4 separate regions of the Homo sapiens genome follow, and all the other regions are linked to region 3. Evidence: chromatin contacts called from ENCODE Hi-C or POLR2A ChIA-PET data. All regions are on one chromosome and are shown on one strand. The core of a region is the stretch at or near the end of the contact, and the rest is flanking DNA. Distances in the headings are between cores, read along the strand shown. Region 1 has its middle 24 kb from the start of LINC02530. Region 2 holds the start of MRS2 (magnesium transporter MRS2). Region 3 holds the start of NUP153-AS1 (NUP153 antisense RNA 1). Region 4 holds the start of BLOC1S5-TXNDC5 (BLOC1S5-TXNDC5 readthrough (NMD candidate)).

What was found. Hi-C counts contacts between places; a loop is a spot of excess contacts on that map. ChIA-PET counts read pairs that join two places held with the same protein, here RNA polymerase II (POLR2A). Pooled maps may share reads with other maps.
Region 1: a map with no recorded cell type shows a loop between it and region 3 (17-fold over the local background). The contact joins the enhancer-like site here to the promoter of NUP153-AS1 in region 3. A Hi-C loop is called at or near these places in 2 of 37 single-sample maps with no recorded cell type and 1 of 50 pooled maps.
Region 2: a pooled map shows a loop between it and region 3 (4-fold over the local background). The contact joins the promoter of MRS2 here to the promoter of NUP153-AS1 in region 3. A Hi-C loop is called at or near these places in 5 of 50 pooled maps. POLR2A ChIA-PET finds 5 or more read pairs at or near these places in 2 of 52 experiments (GM12878 and activated naive CD4-positive, alpha-beta T cell).
Region 4: a pooled map shows a loop between it and region 3 (12-fold over the local background). The contact joins the promoter of BLOC1S5-TXNDC5 here to the promoter of NUP153-AS1 in region 3. A Hi-C loop is called at or near these places in 2 of 50 pooled maps.

The regions. Positions count from the first base shown.
Region 1 is chr6:12,606,742-12,611,178 of GRCh38, forward strand. No RefSeq gene overlaps it. Among named protein-coding and RNA genes, the nearest start is that of LINC02530, 24 kb to the left of the region's middle. RefSeq lists an enhancer at 1,749-1,868. Within about 2 kb of position 1,715, at least 3 of the 41 ENCODE cell types and tissues checked have a DNase peak (open chromatin) inside an H3K27ac peak, as active enhancers do.
Region 2 is chr6:24,400,667-24,404,927 of GRCh38, forward strand. It overlaps MRS2 (magnesium transporter MRS2), which reads left to right and starts at 2,270. Exons shown (of 11, transcript NM_020662.4): 1 at 2,270-2,570. The coding sequence starts at 2,381. RefSeq lists enhancers at 1-698, 2,907-3,641 and a silencer at 855-1,149.
Region 3 is chr6:17,704,804-17,709,319 of GRCh38, forward strand. It overlaps NUP153-AS1 (NUP153 antisense RNA 1), which reads left to right and starts at 2,240. Exons shown (of 3, transcript NR_134618.1): 1 at 2,240-2,325; 2 at 2,591-2,823. It overlaps NUP153 (nucleoporin 153), which reads right to left and starts at 2,122. Exons shown (of 22, transcript NM_005124.4): 1 at 1,474-2,122. The coding sequence starts at 1,584. RefSeq lists silencers at 1-112, 1,444-1,953 and enhancers at 1,540-2,234, 2,044-2,313.
Region 4 is chr6:8,062,137-8,066,319 of GRCh38, forward strand. It overlaps BLOC1S5-TXNDC5 (BLOC1S5-TXNDC5 readthrough (NMD candidate)), which reads right to left and starts at 2,278. Exons shown (of 13, transcript NR_037616.1): 1 at 2,129-2,278; 2 at 398-480. It overlaps BLOC1S5 (biogenesis of lysosomal organelles complex 1 subunit 5), which reads right to left and starts at 2,253. Exons shown (of 5, transcript NM_201280.3): 1 at 2,129-2,253; 2 at 398-480. The coding sequence starts at 2,240. It overlaps EEF1E1-BLOC1S5 (EEF1E1-BLOC1S5 readthrough (NMD candidate)), which reads right to left. Exons shown (of 7, transcript NR_037618.1): 4 at 398-480. RefSeq lists enhancers at 1,461-2,087, 1,697-1,886, 3,577-3,676, 3,687-3,836.

The DNA.
Region 1 (4,437 bases), core at 465-2,964, 5.1 Mb before region 3:
GAGCAGTGGGAAGATAGAATTGCCTGTGCTCACTGGATGATTGGTGGGGAGCGTCAGCTTCCACTGCAGATCCCAAGCACTGAGCCAGCCTAGCTTCCTGAGAACTGCTGACCTCAAAATGCAGGAATGATGTTGCCAGACGAGGGTCCCTTCAGCAATCGATGGGCTCACACTGAAGTCTTGTTTGCTCGTCTCCCTGTGTGTCTCACTAGACTAGAATACTAAAACTCATGAAGAAACGGCCTCAGCGACTTGGAGCCAAAATGAGCACAGGGAATAAAAAAGAGAAATTAAAAATATCAGCCTCACTGTGACAGCCAGTCTAACATCTCCCTCCCTGCTCATCTCTCCCTTTCCCTCCCTACTGATTATCTCAAAATTCTTATGCTTCCTTATTCTCTGTCCCTGTCATACGCAGACACATGCACTCACATGTTTATCCCTCCTCTTTCTTTTCTGCAAGAAATATATGCCACAGAATCACTCTTCTGGTAGTAAAACAACCATTGGGTTTGGTTAAAACCCACAGCTGTAAAGTTTACCCATCCCCATTCAATTTCCCAATTGATTGCCAATCTTCTTCATCATTTCCTACATGGATATTGGGCTTTAAATGCTACAGCATCATACAAAGGAGCTGTAAATACAGCAAACATAACATTTATCTTTACCTTTACAATCCTGAATATTTTCATTTAAATAGTCTCATTTATTAAGTTTAGCCTTTCTCTGTTCTGATCATTAAGTACTTGGTTACCAGAAGGAAAACTGGATTTTGGATGAATAATTTATTCTGATAGTGTTAGTTTTGTTGTGTCCCTGAATGTTCGTGATATAGTTAATGAAGATGGGTCACTAAACCTATGTCACTGATGAGAAAAAAATTCCTACATGATAAACAGCAATGGAACCTGCATGCAGGTATGAGTATATATGTGTATATGCATATGTACACACACACACACACACACAGAGACACACACACAGAGGAATAAATATATGAACATACTGCAGAGATACTGAAGCCAGGAACAAGAATCTTGACTTAAATATTAGACAAAGAAAAGCTCCTTTTGTGAAAAAAACCATCTTAAAATATAAATTTTCAGTGCAGAACTTCAGTTACCAATTGTTAGTCTTCATAGTAAGCCTGATGATAATAAAATGTCTATTTTTTGTTTTTTAGAGACAGAGTCTCACTCCATCATCCAGACTGGAGTACAGTGGCACAATCATAGCTCACTGTAACCTCAAACTCCTGGGCTCAAGCTGTCTGCCTCAGCCTCCCGAGTAGTTTGGGTCACAGGCACGTGAGACACACCCAGCTAATTTTTTACTTTTTACTTTTTTTTTCCATAGAGATGAGTCTCATTATGTTGCCCAGGCTGGTCTCAAACTCCTGGCCTCAAACCATCCTCCTGTCAAAACACTTGGATTACAGGCATGAATCACCGCACCTGGCCAATAAAATGTCTATGCTTGTTGGAAAAAAAAAAACAAAACTCTGTTTATTGACACTCGCTGTATTATGTAAAGAAGGCTGAGAAGCCTTTTGCACACTGTTTTATGAAAATAACAGACAATACCCATCAGTTGTGGCGTGACTATATTGATGCGCTCTTGGTAAGGTGCTAAGAACAATCCTTTCTGTAAAAGGATGAAAAACAAAACCCTTGAGCAGTAAAAGATGACACATTCCACAAATGTTAGCTAATTTCCTGCAACAGAGCATAATGAAAGTGCATGTAGACAGGGTGTGCTTTATCTGCAAAAAGAGGAACAAAAAAAGAAACAAAAGCATCATCATATCTTTTGGTATCCAGAAATAAAATCCACTCAGTTAAATGGTGATTATGAGCAACTTTGAAAAGATTGTCAATATCGAATGCTATTTTTAAACAACAAAAGTTTCTCTTCATACCTCTAGCAGTCTTACATTTTAAAGAAACAGGCTCAAAATAGCACAACACATATTTCTAGGTTTCGATCATTAAAATTCTTCATCTGTGGACTACTAGCCATAAATAATCAACTTGAGAAAATAAACCAAACTTGATGGCTTTCTTGTTTCTTCTTACCATTTCTGGATCTTTGAACTTTCCCTTCCACTTTCTCAACCAAAGATAGCCTAAACAAAGAAAGCCAAAGCCAGCTTTTGCCCAATCTTTCCGATTGTCCTGCATAAATCAAACTAGAAGTGACCATATTCCTTGTTTCACTGAAAAGGGACTTAGTGTCATAGCTAAACCTTTCACTGGAGAAGAGAAATGGGGTTGGACAGAAAGACTAATTATAAACCTGCCAGTCAAGGTTTACCATAGAGAAACAACAGGAAATATCTATGAAGCTGTTCACAGCTTGTCAAGATGACCAATGGAAGACCACATATATGACTTACCTTGACAATAGCTTAAACTCTGGAATTTCCTTCCACTGTAGTAAGTTTTATGGTGCCCTTGAACCAGGGAAGCAGTGTGCTGTGCCGGGGGGCGGGGGTGGTTGGGGGAACTCAGGCTTTGCTGATAAACAAACCTAGGTTTGAATCCTCCAAAGTCTACTTACCAGGTGGATGGTTTCTACAATTTTTTAATGAGTCTGAACTTCTTCATTGTAAAATGAGTATAAAATCTCATTTGCAATACAATACCTAATTGTATTGTGTGAGGAACTAGAGATAATATGCAAAAAAGTACCTACAGCACATCTTTAAACATTATAAAGGGCGTTACAGGAGTTGAGCTTTGTTAAGTCTTTGTGAAGGTAGAGCTGTCCTAAACTGAAGTCACTCTACCATAGTCTGTCTCATCTCAGATATGTTTTTGAAAGGCCCTTTCATAAGAGGTTCTGTAAAAAGTAGTGCTCATGGGGAAAGTATTATTCTGAAATCATCCTGCTTAAAATCAACTTTCTGAACTGCCATGCAGTCTTGGCAAATACGAATTTCCATCACCCCTTTGCTACATGCCAAGTTGGAATATTGAGAATGCTGTCTATTATTCAATCTAAGTAAAGTACATTACTTTTAATTGGAGGTTGTTTCACTGCCTTTTTGAATTAGGAGACTAATCATTCATCAGAAACACACAATTAAGGATTTTTGTGTTAATTTGGCATTATTGCCATTGATCCAAAAGTGTTGTTATCTTTTAAGCAAGAGCTGAAGTGAGTTCCTCCCATATGTTTTGGCAGAATTGGTGCATCTGTAAGATTCAGCGCTAAGCCCTCCATGCCTTGGCATAGCAGCTGCACAGATCAGTGCTCCGGGGCTTGTTCCAAGCACATCACCTCATAGATTTGCAACAATAAATCAGAAATTTCAAATCTACTGAACAAAGTTTCCTACCGGATCTGTAAGTTGATTTACTTTTGCAAACATCTATAAAGCATCTTTTCATGTAAGTCACTGTATAAATATTATTAACTTTTCAGCTATCTTGCCCAGAGCCCAAACAAGCTGCAGAAAATATTTTATTTTACCTCAAAAAGCATTTTATGCTGGATAAAGAGAATACATACAAAGTTTCAAAGCTTCAAAGAGAGAAAAAATATTTCAGAAACCTACCAGTATTTACTATGGTTTGATTAGAAGTAAATCTTAGATAGGCAAAGATTTCTTCAACTGCACAGTAAAAGCACCCCCAAAAGAAAAAAGTTGATAAATTAGACTTTATCAAAACTAAAAATGTCTGATTATCAAAAGAGTCCATTAAGAAAATAAATAGACATACCAGAGAATCAGAGAAAATGTTCGTAATACATATCCGAAGATGGACACATACCCAGAGCATATTTAAAAATCGCTACAAGTCTCCAACTTTAAAAGTGCAATAAATATTAGCAAAAGTTTTGAATAGACACATTCCACAAGAAGATATACAAGTAGCCAATAACCACATGAAAGAGTTTTCAGCATCATTAGTCATCCACAAAATGCAATTTATTTATTTATTGAGACAGGGCCTTGCTCTCTCTCCTAGGCTGGAGTACAGTGGTGCAATCTCAGCTCACTGAAGCCTTGACCTCCCTGGCTCAAGCAATCCTCCCATCTCAGCCTCCCAAGTAGCTGGGACTGCAGGTGCACACCACCATGCCCAGCTAATTTTTGTATTTTTTGCAGAGACTGGGTTTTGCTATGTTACCCAGGCTGGTCTCGAACTCCTGGGCTCAAGCAATCCACCCACCTCAGCCTTCCAAAGTGCTGGGATTACAGGAGTGAGCCGGCGTGCCCGGCCAGTAAAATGCAATTTAAAATAAATAAAATACCATTTATACTCACTAGAACGGCAAAAATTGAAAGCAATGACAACACCAAGTGTCAGCAAGGACATGCAGCATCTGGAGCTCTTGGACCTTGCTGGTGGTGATGTCATACAGTAAACCACTATGGAGAACTATTTGACTTCCAGCAATTCCTCTCCTACCTATTTACAAAAGAGG
Region 2 (4,261 bases), core at 1,020-3,519, 6.7 Mb after region 3:
ATGGGGAGAAACCTTGGACAATACCTGGCTTTCCCAGGCAGAGGTCCCTGCGACCTTCTGCAGTGTTTTGTGTCTCTGGGTACTTGAGATTAGGGAGTGGTGATGACTCTTAACAAGCATGCTGCCTTCGAGCATTTGTTTAACAAAGCACATCCTGCACAGCCCTTAATCATTTAACTCTGAGGTGACATAGCACATGTTTCAGGGAGCACAGGGTTGGGGGTAGGGTTACAGATTAACAGCATCTCAAGGCAGAAGAATTGTTCTTAGTACAGAACAAAATGGAGTCTCTTATGTCTACTTCTTTCTACACAGACACAGTAACAATCTGATCTCTCTTTCTTTTCCCCACATTATCAAGTCAAACATCCTCTCTTCTGTGAAGGCTTCTCTTTGTGCACTGCCCTCCTACTCCATCCCCAGTCCCAGTACCCTGCAGAATAAAATGTTTCTATCTCTGTCTCCTTAGCTTTGTGTCCATACATAGATATTGAAAGGAAGTCTGTGGAACTTGTGTCTGCCTTGTATTACTACTGTGGAAGGGACAATAAATTTATTAACTCATATTTTTAAAATATGCATACATACTGTATTTAACCTAAGACTTTTTTCATATTTTAAAGACTGGAATTGAGATATGTCTTTCAATCTACATGTTTAGAAAGCATAACTTATCAGTTTTTTTTTCTTTCTTGGTGGTACATAAAATAATGGTACCTTAAAATTGATGCTATCTTACATTTTATTAAATATGGAATAGAAATCTTATGTGTCTGTGCTCCTCATTCTTTATAGCAAAAGTTTAATACATGACATCATTCCATATGACAGTTGATTATTTTTGCCACTACTGGGGCTCAAACCATAATACCCCAAAATATGATGTTTTGGCATGCTGAGTCTTTGGGGTTTGTTTGTTTTGAGATGGGAGTCTCACTCTGTCGTACAGGCTGGAATGCAGTACAGGCTGGAATGCAATGGCATGATCTGGGCTCGCTGCAACCTCCACCTCCTGGATTCCAGCAATTCTTATGCCTCAGCCTTACAAGTAGCTGGGATTACAGGCACCTGCAACCACACCCGGCTAATTTTTGTATTTTTAGTAGAGACGGGTTTTGCCATGTTGGCCAGGCTGGTCCTGAACTCCTAACCTCAAGTGGTCCACAACATTGGCCTCCCAAAGTGCTTGGCTCCCAAAGTGCTGGATTACAGGCATGAGGCACCACGCCCGGTGGCATGTTGAGTCTTTGAATTAAAGGAAATTAAAAGGGTCTCAGAAAGAAGCCTAAAAATCAAGGCCTCTCTCTCTCACCTTCCCCCTTCCTTTTGTCTCTCTGATACTCTTACTTTTTCCAAGCACCTGAAGGGGCTCTCTTTTCCTGCACAGCCAGATAAGGAATTTCCTTATCTGACAGAGAAAACTCTTTTCCAAAGAAATGCAATTGTCTTAAAACCCGTTCCTTAGGAATCGCATTAAATAATCAGAAGAGATTAATCACCCAGAGAAGAGACAAAAACTGAAAGTCATAGCCACACTGAGACTTTTCATAGATACTTCTGAGGGTAGCTCCAAGAGATTACCTGGGAAACTTTACCTGTATAATAGGACAATTTTTGTTCAGAGTGAAGTTTCACAGCTTGTCCACAAGCGATTGTTTGTACTTCTGTCCCACTGAATGTCCAAGGAGAATCATTTGCAAACCACTGTCTGGCTTTCGGGCCCATTCATACCTATCTCCCTCTACTCAACAAAGAAGGGTATACAAGCATCTGGACCTTAATTGAGTTATTGAGTAATCACTCTTCTGTGATTTTTCCCTATGCACGTTAAGCAAATTTTGTATGCCTTTTTCTCCTGCTAATCTGTCTACTTAGTTCATTCCAGCAACTTTCAGAGGGCAAAAGTAGGAGCTTTCCCTCTTGCTCCCTACACCACGTTAAATTTAAATATAAATTAAATGATGTGGGAATGGGTAACCTGCTCATTTCCAAACTGCAATTTTCATAGGTATGAAAATTCTCCACAAACTACAAAACCATGACACTCCAAGCGCCCAAGAACCTAGGTTGGACAGCTCACTTAGTGCAGGTAAACGTGCTCCACCCATCTCCCAGCCCGCCTGCCCCCTCACTTAGGTACAGGTGCAGGTACAGGTAGGCAAGCAAACGTCTATTGGCTGTGGACTTAACAGGCTCGCCCACAGGTACCTTCCGAGCATGCGTGGGGAAGTAGCACGCAGGCGCGGCACGCCCCGCGCATGCCTGGTGCACAGAGTCTGCAGGTCGGGCGGTAGCGACAGGTCAGAGCTGCGGCCTGAGCAGCCAGCGTCCGGCATGAAGGTCTGGGGTCTGGCTGCTGCCTGCTTCTTGCTCCAGCACCATGGAATGCCTGCGCAGTTTACCCTGCCTCCTGCCCCGCGCGATGAGACTTCCCCGGCGGACGCTGTGTGCCCTGGCCTTGGACGTGACCTCTGTGGGTCCTCCCGTTGCTGCCTGCGGCCGCCGAGCCAACCTGATTGGAAGGAGCCGAGCGGCGCAGCTTTGCGGGCCCGACCGGCTCCGCGTGGCAGGTACTGCCCTTCCCCGGCAACAGCCTTGGGACGCTGGTCTTGCAGTGACCTTAGACTGCTGCCCCAGCCGTCCGGCGCGGCGCGCCTGTTGCTCCGCGCCCTCCGCAGGCCTCGGCCTCCCGCGTGTCCTGTGAGCTTGCACAGGCCCGCGGGCCGAGCTGCGTCCCACTCGCTCAGAATGCGACCTTGCTATGTGCGCTGTGCCCTGCCGGGGTCCCAGCGGCCAACCCTCTGCCTTCTCCTCCACCGCCCTTGCTGCAGATTATGTAACCATAGGAACAACCTAGGAATCGTTTACAGACCGTGATCACGTTAGTTAACACCCGCTTAAGTGCTCTTGTAAGAGGTTTTTTCTGTGTTGTTTTTGAGACAGGGTCTTACTATGTTGCCCAGGCTGGACTCAAACTCCTTGCCTCGAGCCATCCTAACGCATTAGCCTCGCAAAGCGCTGGGATTACAGGCGTGAGCCACCACACCTGGCCGAGAGGTGTTTTTAAACAAGGATTTCATCTGTTCGGAAGTCATAAGTATAAATTAATACTTCCCTGTTTTCTGTTTCTTCGTTATGGACACATTTATACAGTTGTCCAGTTGCACGGAGATTGGGGACGCACCTAGAAGTGAGGCTAAAGACTGAGTTGTTTCTGAGAACGACTTACTTTCAACTACAGTACTCTATAAGTAAACAGCCAGGGAGATCGGATTGAGAAAAAAAAATCTTATTTGCTGTTTATTTTTTCACCAAATGTTGAAGCATGGTGAAAAGTTAAGATTTTCACAAATGTGAGTGCAAATATTTGAGGAATAAAAGGTATTGAAATGAATGACTTTATTAAGAACATAGCAGTGTCCTCAAATATGTTTTCTCAATTGTGCTCTCAAAAGCCTCCCAAAGTAACTCCTCGTCAGCACCTCATTCTCCACTTATTGGAGAGGCTAAGTTGGGTTACATGCTCTGCACCCTCAATTGATAATGCTTGGGAATCCAGTTTCAGCAAGTTGGAGGAAACTTTTAGGACAAGCATTGACGTTCACAATCTCAATCCCGGTTACACTCTAATTTGTGACATTAAAACATTGAAAGGCATTTGTAATCAGCAAATGCCTTTTACCTTTATTCATCTTACCCTTATAGTGATAATTTGTATTTTGTAAAAGGGAAATGAAACTTCAGATACTAACAAATTACAACAATCATTACGTGTATGTAGTAGAAAAAAGATCAGAAATAGGTTTTTTTTTCTACAGTCTCTGGAATCAGTGTAATTACTTTGGAAGCACAAAACAGTGTCCTCTGTCAGTCATTAAATGTACTTGATTATACTTCACCGCTCACTTCGACTCAGTCTAATCACGTTTTAAATAGACAATTTTAAAATAAAGATTTGTCATTTCAGCTCAGTGGGGGTATTTCATAAGTATTCACTATAAAGGATATCTGTAGAAAAGAAGTAAAATCATAGGTTTCATAATTTATGAGCCAGTCAACTGGAATGCTTGAAAGATCAGGTGGTACTTAGGACCTATGTTTTCTAAAATGTATCTACTACCAAATGTGCATGAAGAGTCTTTTAAATTATGCGAAAAGGAAGACCAGACATTTTCTTAAATCTCAGAACACGATGTTGCACATTTGTTCATCCAACTCTGAGATATCAGTAATAATTAGAAAGGTAAAAGGGTGATTGGAA
Region 3 (4,516 bases), core at 990-3,489:
GGCTGGAGTGCAGGGGCAAGATCTCTGCTCACGGCAAGCTCCGCCTCCCGGGTTCAAGCCATTCTCCTGCCTCAGCCTCCCAAGTAGCTGGGACTACAGGCGCCTGCCACCACGCCCGGCTAATTTTTTGTATTTGTTAGTAGGGACGGGGTTTCACCGTCTCTGGATGGTCTGGATCTCCTGACCTCGGTGATCCACCCGCCTCGGCCTCCCAAAGTGCTGGGATTACAGGCGTGAGCCAACGCGCCCGACCCAAATCTTTACTTTTAAAAATCTGTTGATAATGACACAATTTAACAACATCAACCATGTGAAAGTGTGTAATCTTTATTAGCATCCAGAATAAAGTAATCTAGGAAGTCTACCTTTAACAGTAGGCAACAAGTTATCAGATCCTTTTGCTACACTTTTGTTTTTCAACAAATTTAAGACACACACTTCCCACCTCAGTATCACTGATAAGTGGCTTTATTAAAATAAGTTAACATTTTCCTATTCAATACTTCTAACAATCAATATTTTAAAAATGGAATTTTCTCAGAATCAACTATCTCATTTACAATTAGGATAATCCTTTTTTATAATTTTAAACATCCAGGAGTTCATACAGTGGCTAAACTATAAGACCACCAACATTCCTGGAGTGTCAAAAGTAACTATACTTCTAGAATACGCCTCATAATATTAAAATATTTTGTGTATGAGATCAGAGCTGGAGTCCCGGTCAACTGTGGAGAATGGCCAATTCCAGCCTCCAAAATAAAGGCGGGGGTGGCGGTGTTGGGGGGGGGGAGGGGAGTCGCGCAGCAGAGAAAAGACGTAAGGGTGGAGAGGGACTTTCAAAATGCCCCAGTGCCACGGTTAACTATAACCTGGTTAATAAAATCTAAGCCAATGCTCTCAAGACGAGGAGGGCCACAGGCAGGGGAAACCGAGAATTAACTCATAGGCTGAGACTAAGTTATTCCACTTTCCATGTAACAGCGCCCCCCACAACTCCCCGTCTGCCCCAGAGTTAAGATTCCAAGGGGCAGCCCCCCCTCCTCAAACACACTAAAGAAGGGACACCAGAAAACAGCAAGTATAAGGGCCATCAACCACATCTTTTCCTTTCTCCCTCGAGAGAACATGAGTAATACCCTCAAATTCCAAATCCCCGCCAAAAAATAAAGAAACGCGCGCATCATGGGCCTACAATTTCTTTTCCCGCCCAGAGCCTGCCTGGGAAAGCCCCTGACCCAGAGAGTTGGGGGAAAGGCGGCCCAAACCACACGTGTGCGCCGCAAGGCTGGGCCTGTCTCAGCCCACTTCCCGTCGCCACCCCCAACGGCCTGAGCTCCCCCGGAGCCTCACTCGGGCCTTTCCTCAGGCCCTCCTGTCTGCTCCACGTGGGGCGCCGGGGCCTCGAACCGCCCGTCCCCTCCAGCCGAGTTTCCCCACCCGCCAGGCCACCGCGGCGTCGGGGTCCCATACCTGATGCTGTTGTCGCCCCTGCTGGTAAGGCTTAATTGGCCCCTGGTGGCAACGCCGCGTCCGGATCTTGCCGCCACCGCCCCCTCCGACTCCTCCGGCTCCCGAGGCCATGGCGGAGCCTCCGCCGCTTCCCGCTCCGGGGCGGGTAAGGGGGCGGGAGAGGCAGAGGCGGAGGCCTTAGAGAGCCTCCCCCGCCGCCCGGCCCCGGCCCAAAAGTCCGCCCGCGCTGTCCACACAGTGGGCACAAGCACCCCAGGAACCGCGAGGTTGCGAGCAGGAGCGGAGAGAGGGTGAGTGCTGGCAGCGGGGAAGGGGGTGGCGGCCGCAGAGGCCGAGGAGGCTCCGGTCCGGCCGCCTCTGCGGACCCCCGCCTCTGTGTGTGTCACGGTCTCTATGGAGATCTCCCGCAGAGGACAGCACGAACAGTTCCCCGCGGTGCTGAGGCCTAACTCGACCGCCGACTGGTGGGAGTTCTTCCGTCGCCCTAGCCGTAGCTGCCGCAGTTGAAGCCGCTGGCGACGCCCGCCTACCCCTCCCCTGTGCGCACAGCGCCCGCCCCGCCGCCGTCGTCGTCGTCGTCCCTGCAGCCTCCGCCGCCGTTGCGCCTATTACCCCTGCTAAGGCGGCTGCCGCGGTCGCGAGCCAGAATGTCGTCACTCATCGGCGCCCGACGCATTTGCATCATCATGCTGCGACGAGCTGATAGGCAAAGAGGAAGGGCTGGTCGAGTCCACGCTCTCGGCCGCGCGGCACGCTGGGAAACGTAGTTCAACAACGGAACGCGGCTTCTCGGAAAGGAAGAGGGACGGGGAAGGAGATCTCCGGGGCGCCGCAGAGGCACAAAGCCAAGGGGTACTTTTGCTGTTCTTGGCTGTAAATTAGACTTTGAAAAGACACTTAACATAAAAACAGTAACCTCTTCCCATTCTCCTTCTCCCTGTCGGTTGGTTAAGTAGGCAGGAAGTAAGCAGACAGTAAAATCAAAGACAAGAGCTAATGATTTAAGAAGGAGGAAAAAAAAATCTGTGGTTGAAAAATAAAGTCCATGATCCTTAGAATTAGAAAATATATACGGCTTCATTAATGTTTCTTTAAACATATAAAGGTTTTGTTGCAGACACACGGGGCTGGAATTCTGGTTCTGCCACCCAACCTATTTGACCTTGGATGAATCAAAACCGTCTGAGCCTTAGCTTCCTCCTCCATAAAATGGGAGCTTTAAAATCCACCTTATAAAGCTGTTGTGAGGAGCAGACGTGATCATCTATGGAGAGCATGTATATTTGCTAATAGACGAAAAATGCGATGAATGATTACAATTATAACCCATGCAGTCAGCTAACATTAGGGGTAAGTGATATATCCTTAACAATAAAAGTATACTATATTTGCTCCAAATATTTAGGAAACTGAGTAAGTGAGCTAGACTCAAAGACTGAATCCACAAAATGTATATTCTAGGAGTTGACGATTAGAAAGGTCCTGGTGATCACATAGTCCAACCCTCTCATTCAACCAACCAGACAAGATGTCCAGAGAAATTTAGGTGGCACAATCAATGACACTGAGATGGGTAATCAAAGCCAGGACTATAACCCAACTTTTCTGTAAGAGCTAAAGACAAATAGCCAAATGATTAGGGAGGAAAAATATGTTGTGAAAAATCTTAGACTTACTATAAATCTTTTTTTTTCTTTCTTTCTTTCTTTCTTTTTTTCTGAGAGACAGAGTCTTGCCCTGTCGCCCAGGCTGGAGTGCAGTGGCGCGATCTTGGCTCACTGCACCCTTTGCCTCCCAGGTTCAAGCTATTCTCCTGCCTCGGCTTCCTAAGTAGCTGGGACTACAGGCGTGCACCACCACGCCCAGCTGATTTGTGTATTTTTAGTAGAGATGGGGTTTCGCCATGTTGGCCAGGCTGGCCTTGAACTCCTGACCTCAAGTGATCCACCCGCCTTGGCCTCCCAAAGTGCTGGGATTACCCGTGTGAGCCGCCACGCCCAGCCTATTTACTATAAATCTCCCACTTACTAGCTGTGTAGCCTTGGGGAAGTTACTGATCCTGTTTCTTTCTTTTTTTTTTTTTTTTGAGACGAAGTTTTTTCCTCTTGTTTTGCCCAGGCTGGAGTGCAATGGCGCAATCTCAGCAACCTCCACCTCCTGGGTTCAAGCGATTCTCCTGCCTCAGCCTCCCGAGTAGCTGGGATTACAGGCATGTGCCACGACGGCCGGCTAATTTTGTATTTTTACTAGAGATGGGGTTTCTCCATGTTGGTCAGGCTGGTCTCGAACTCTCAATCTCAGGTGATCTGCCCACGGCCTCCCAAAGTGCTGGGATTACAGGCGTGAGCCACCGCGCCCAGCCCACTGATCCTGTTTCTAAGCTTCGTTTTTTTCATCAGCAAATAGAGCGAATATTGACCTCACAGGGTAGTGGTCTGGTGAAAGGATTAATGTATATCTAGTTCATAGTAACTGCTTAGATAGAAAGCATCCAATATCAACCATCAATCAGATATAAATAATTAGTTCCAAGACATTTATACTATCTCCACAATCAAACTGCACAATTCAGGTTCATTGTTTAAATCATACAAGTGAAATTGTAAAGCCAGTCTTCTAGTACCTTTGAACTTGTACCTTTCAGCGCCTAAAGAAACTATGCTATACCAAGCATAGGTGTACACATCAATGGCTTTCAGTGGCACCTCTGACCATAACCATCAAGATCAAGACAAGTTGCCAAATATGATAAACAAAATTAATCTATTTTCCGCTGTCTCATCCTAGCTTCATGCCTCCTCCCACCACTAACTTCCCACTAAATTCTCCAGGTATGCCCCCTCTTCCTCCTGAAGCACTTCATCTTTCTTAAAGACAGTTGTTTCCCTCAGGTGCTATCTTCCTCCTATGCAGAAATCCTATTCTTCCACAAATCCATAGCTAGATATTTGACAGCCAAGTAAAGTAATTCACGATAAGCTAACTCATAGGGAAGATCTGTACCTGAATCTTTAATTGGGTTATACGTAGAGGAGATTAAACC
Region 4 (4,183 bases), core at 1,028-3,527, 9.6 Mb before region 3:
CAAGGATAATCCTTAAGTTTTAATTTGACTGCTTGCATAATTGGTGATGTCTCAATTGAGGAAAAAATTACAGAAAATGAGTCTGAAAAACTCAGACCCATCAATCTCTAAAATCCCTTTTTTTCCCCCACTATATCTCATTTTATAGATTAAAAAAACCTCAGATCAACAGACATTAAATACCCTAGAGCAGGCACCAGAACTTATGTATCCTGCTGTTTAGTATGGAACTTATCCCATTAAAAACAACAATTTTTACGTCTTCATCATTTTTACTTTGTATATTTTATGAACACATGAACTAAAATCCGATTTTAAAACTGGGGAATTTCTCTTCTGTATAATAACACACTAACAATTAGGGAAGTACTTTTATAAAATAAGTTTAAATACTCACTTCAAATTCTTTTACAAAATAACGAGTTTCACCTTGAATAACTGGTCTGTGATCCAAAAGCCTTGAATGAATTTCTCCAAGATCTATAAAGATAAAATGAAATTCAGGGTTAATCCATGCTAAATGGCATAATCTCTAGCTTGTTTTACTCTCTCCCTTCCCCACTAAGAGATGAAGGTTAAAATCCAGTTTAGACTATGGACTAAGAAGAAATCTCATCCACTGCCAGTGGATGTGTACACTGATACAACTACTTTTGAGAACAATCTTTCAGTATTCAATAAAGTTGCAGACATGTATACCTAGCATTTTCATGCCTAGGTATGTACCCTGGAAAACTCTTGCACAAATGAGTAAGGCCATTTATACATATTTATTACAGCATAGGTGTAATATCAAAAGAAAAAACGCAAAACACCTTAACCATACTCATACAATGGAATTCTATCAATCACCAAGTAAAAATAAATACATCAGAGTTACACTTATCAACATAAATATAAAAAATAATACGTATTTTATAATAAATATAATAAAAAAGCAAGTTTCAGAAGGATTAAAGCAATTTACATAAAACTTTAAAATATTCAAAATATTTCCTTTTGGGATATAGACAGAAGCAACAAAACTATAAAGAAATGCACAAGAATAATAAACACCAAATTCTGGATAGTGGCTACCTTGAGACGAGGGAGGGGAACTAGTGCAATTAGAGCAAGACACAGTGGGGCTTTTAGTAATTTATTTATTAAGGTGGGTGGTGAATGTTCATTGTAAGTCTCTTTTTCATAAGTCTGAAAAAGTCATTAAGAAAAGGTCTGAATTTAAGTCTTTTGGTGAGTCAGTTTATTATTCTTCTTAGTTACAACTATGTAGTTTAAAATGTAAGTCTCAAAATTCCTTGAGAAATTAAATCTAAGACAATGTATTATTCATATTCATTCACTGGCAATGTTCCCCAAATTTTTCATTTTTGCAGACATACGATGGGCAGGTTTCAATTCTCTATTTTAATGAATTTTATTAGTACATATCTTCTTAAGCATGTCAAGTAGAAAAAATAATACAAGCACTGTATATAAGCACTTTATATCTGGTATATATAAAGCACTACAACTCAACTGTCAAAGACTTTCACGCAGCAAACAGCGTTGTGAGCTTTAGGAGTCAAACCTAAAGCAGATTCTGTGAGAATCTAGGTTGTAACCTTCTCCCAGCTCAAAGCACACAGAACACATGGACATTTCTGAACGTGAATGGTTCTTTACAGTGCTATAGAGCGCCTTCGTAAGTGTATCTCACTTACTCCTCGCACGACCAGGAACAGATCGGGTAGGAGAGTGAGTAAAGCCAGTGACCCGAAGTCACTCAACTCCTAAGCGACTGCCTCCCGCCTCCCAGGTCCAATGCCCTTTCCACTACACGTCGGTGGCGAGGCTGCCCAAAGGCTCTGCGCCCAGGGGTCCTGAGCTTGCGGAATGGACGGGGGCGGGCCTGATGGCTCAGGCTGCGACAGAGGAAAGCGGGGAAACACGAAGAGTTGGGCTGGTTGGTTGTGGTGGGACGCATTTGGCGCGGGGAAAAAGGCGGGGACCGACCACGACTCCCCCACCCGCACAAACGCACGCGCGCCAGCCCGGGACCCGGGGGTCGGCCCGGGTCAGAGGGCGCCGCCTGGGAGATGAGGCTGTGCTGGGATCCACCAGGAACTATAGCCCTGACACTCCGTACCCTTGATAATGAGGTGCGCTGAGCCCGCAGTCCCCAGGGAGTCCCTCTTCTTGCTGCCACCGCCCGGGGCGGCCTCACAACCCACAGGGGTCTCTGTCCCTCCGCCACTCATCCCGACCAGTTCCGCCCACCCGCGGCCACGCTGCGCCTGCGCAAACCCGGCCGCCCTCTTACAAGGCGCGCCCGGGTTTTTTTTGTGTGTGTGTCATTACAGGGCGCCGGAGAAATTTAATCTACCCAGCGGGCGGTTCCGGAAAGGCGCCTGCCGTGTAGTCAGGCTGTGAACTGGCAGAAGCTCTTGCCGCCATGCTGGATCAGGGCGGATGCTGCTAGAATAGGAAGGTGCTTGAACTTTGGAGCTAAACTCAGAGCCCTGGTTATTTGGCTCAAAGCTGGTGCATTCCAGTACAGTTGTCCTCCCATATCTGCTGAGAATACATTCCAAGACCCCCAGTAGATTCCTGAAACTGCATATAGTACTGAACCATGTATATACTATGTTTTTTCCTGTATATACATATGATAAAGTTTATAAATTAGGCACAGTAAGAGATGAACAATTAGAACAATTTAATAAAAGTTATGTGAATGTAGTCTCTCTCCCAAAATATCTTATTGTACCGTCCTGCGGGTAATGAAACCACAGAAAGTGAAACCTCAGATAAGGGGGGACTACTGTATAGCAAAGCCAATTAGCTGGGGGCTGTTTCCCTACTATGCCATGAGTGTGGCTGACTATTCCTGCCTTTCTTTTTAGACACCTGTTTCCTAGAATGCTTCTCTTGCTCCCTCTTTCTGTTCAAGTCAGTAAACTCACGTTGTATAATAAAGAATTTGACTGGACTTTGACTCTGGTTCCTGGGAGGTACCCTCAATCCTTAGAATTTCCCAAGTGATAGAAGTGTCTTTGTTATTCATGGTGGGCCTCTGGAAATACACCTGAGTTTATGCTAATGAGATGGCTCATGGAGGGCCCAAGATGATTTCAGAATGGAGGCTGGCCACACCAGAAGGGCCGGCCAACCATGAGGGCTTAGGCTTTGAGTCACATAAGCAGGCCCACCTCTGGGGAGCAGATTGGGGCTGGAGACTGAGTTCAGCCATGTGGCCAGTGATTTAACCAACTATGCCTACATAATGGAACCCCAGTGAGTACTCTGGATGTGGAAGCTCAGGTGAGCTTACTGGTCGATAATCATTCATCAAAGTGTCAGGAGGGGGAAGCGTTCCTGAGGACACGTAAGCTTCTATTTGGGAAATCTCCCACATCTCGCCCTATACATCTCTTCATTTGGCTGGTCCTGATATGTGTCCTTTATAATAAAACTGTAATAGCAAGGAAAGCACTTTCTTGAGTTCTATGAGTCATTCTGTGAAACCTGAGGGAGTAAAGCGAATAGCAATGAAACATCATGTGTAGAGAGAAGCTGCGTGGGTGAGAACTGAGGCACCCTAGCAGACAGTGCTCAGGCCCTGGGCATATGACAGAGACAGCTGGTCAGAAGTGCAGGTGGCCTGGGAACCCCAAAGCTTGTGGCAGGTGTCTGAAGGGGAGTCTTGAGGAGGACCATGCTTTGACCTCTGAAGTCTGTGCTAACTTCGGATAGCACTGCAGTTTAACAAACACTTACATGGCACTTGCTACATGCCAGGTAATACTGTAAGTGGTCTACAAATTTGCATTCATTTAATCCTCATGGCCGGCCTTTGAAGTAGTTATTATTAATGTCCTCATTTACAGACGAGGAGGCTGAGGCACAGAGAGGTTAAATGACTGCCTGACTTGTATGTGGCAGAAACAACTGCCTCTGTGTCTCTGTGTATGTGTTTAAGCATAGGTGGTGGGTGAAGAGAGAGTGGGGAAGGGAGATTTGGAGAGAAGGGAGAGAGAAGCCATATTAACTTTAACAGGCCACATGGGCTTTTCATTTTTTCATTCAAAAACATTTAACAAATACGTTATTGAGCAGCTGCTACGTGCCCAGCATAGTGCTAGGAGCTAAGACACAGTGGTGAACAAGACTAATGCAGCCTTTTCCTTTCCTCATGCAGCCT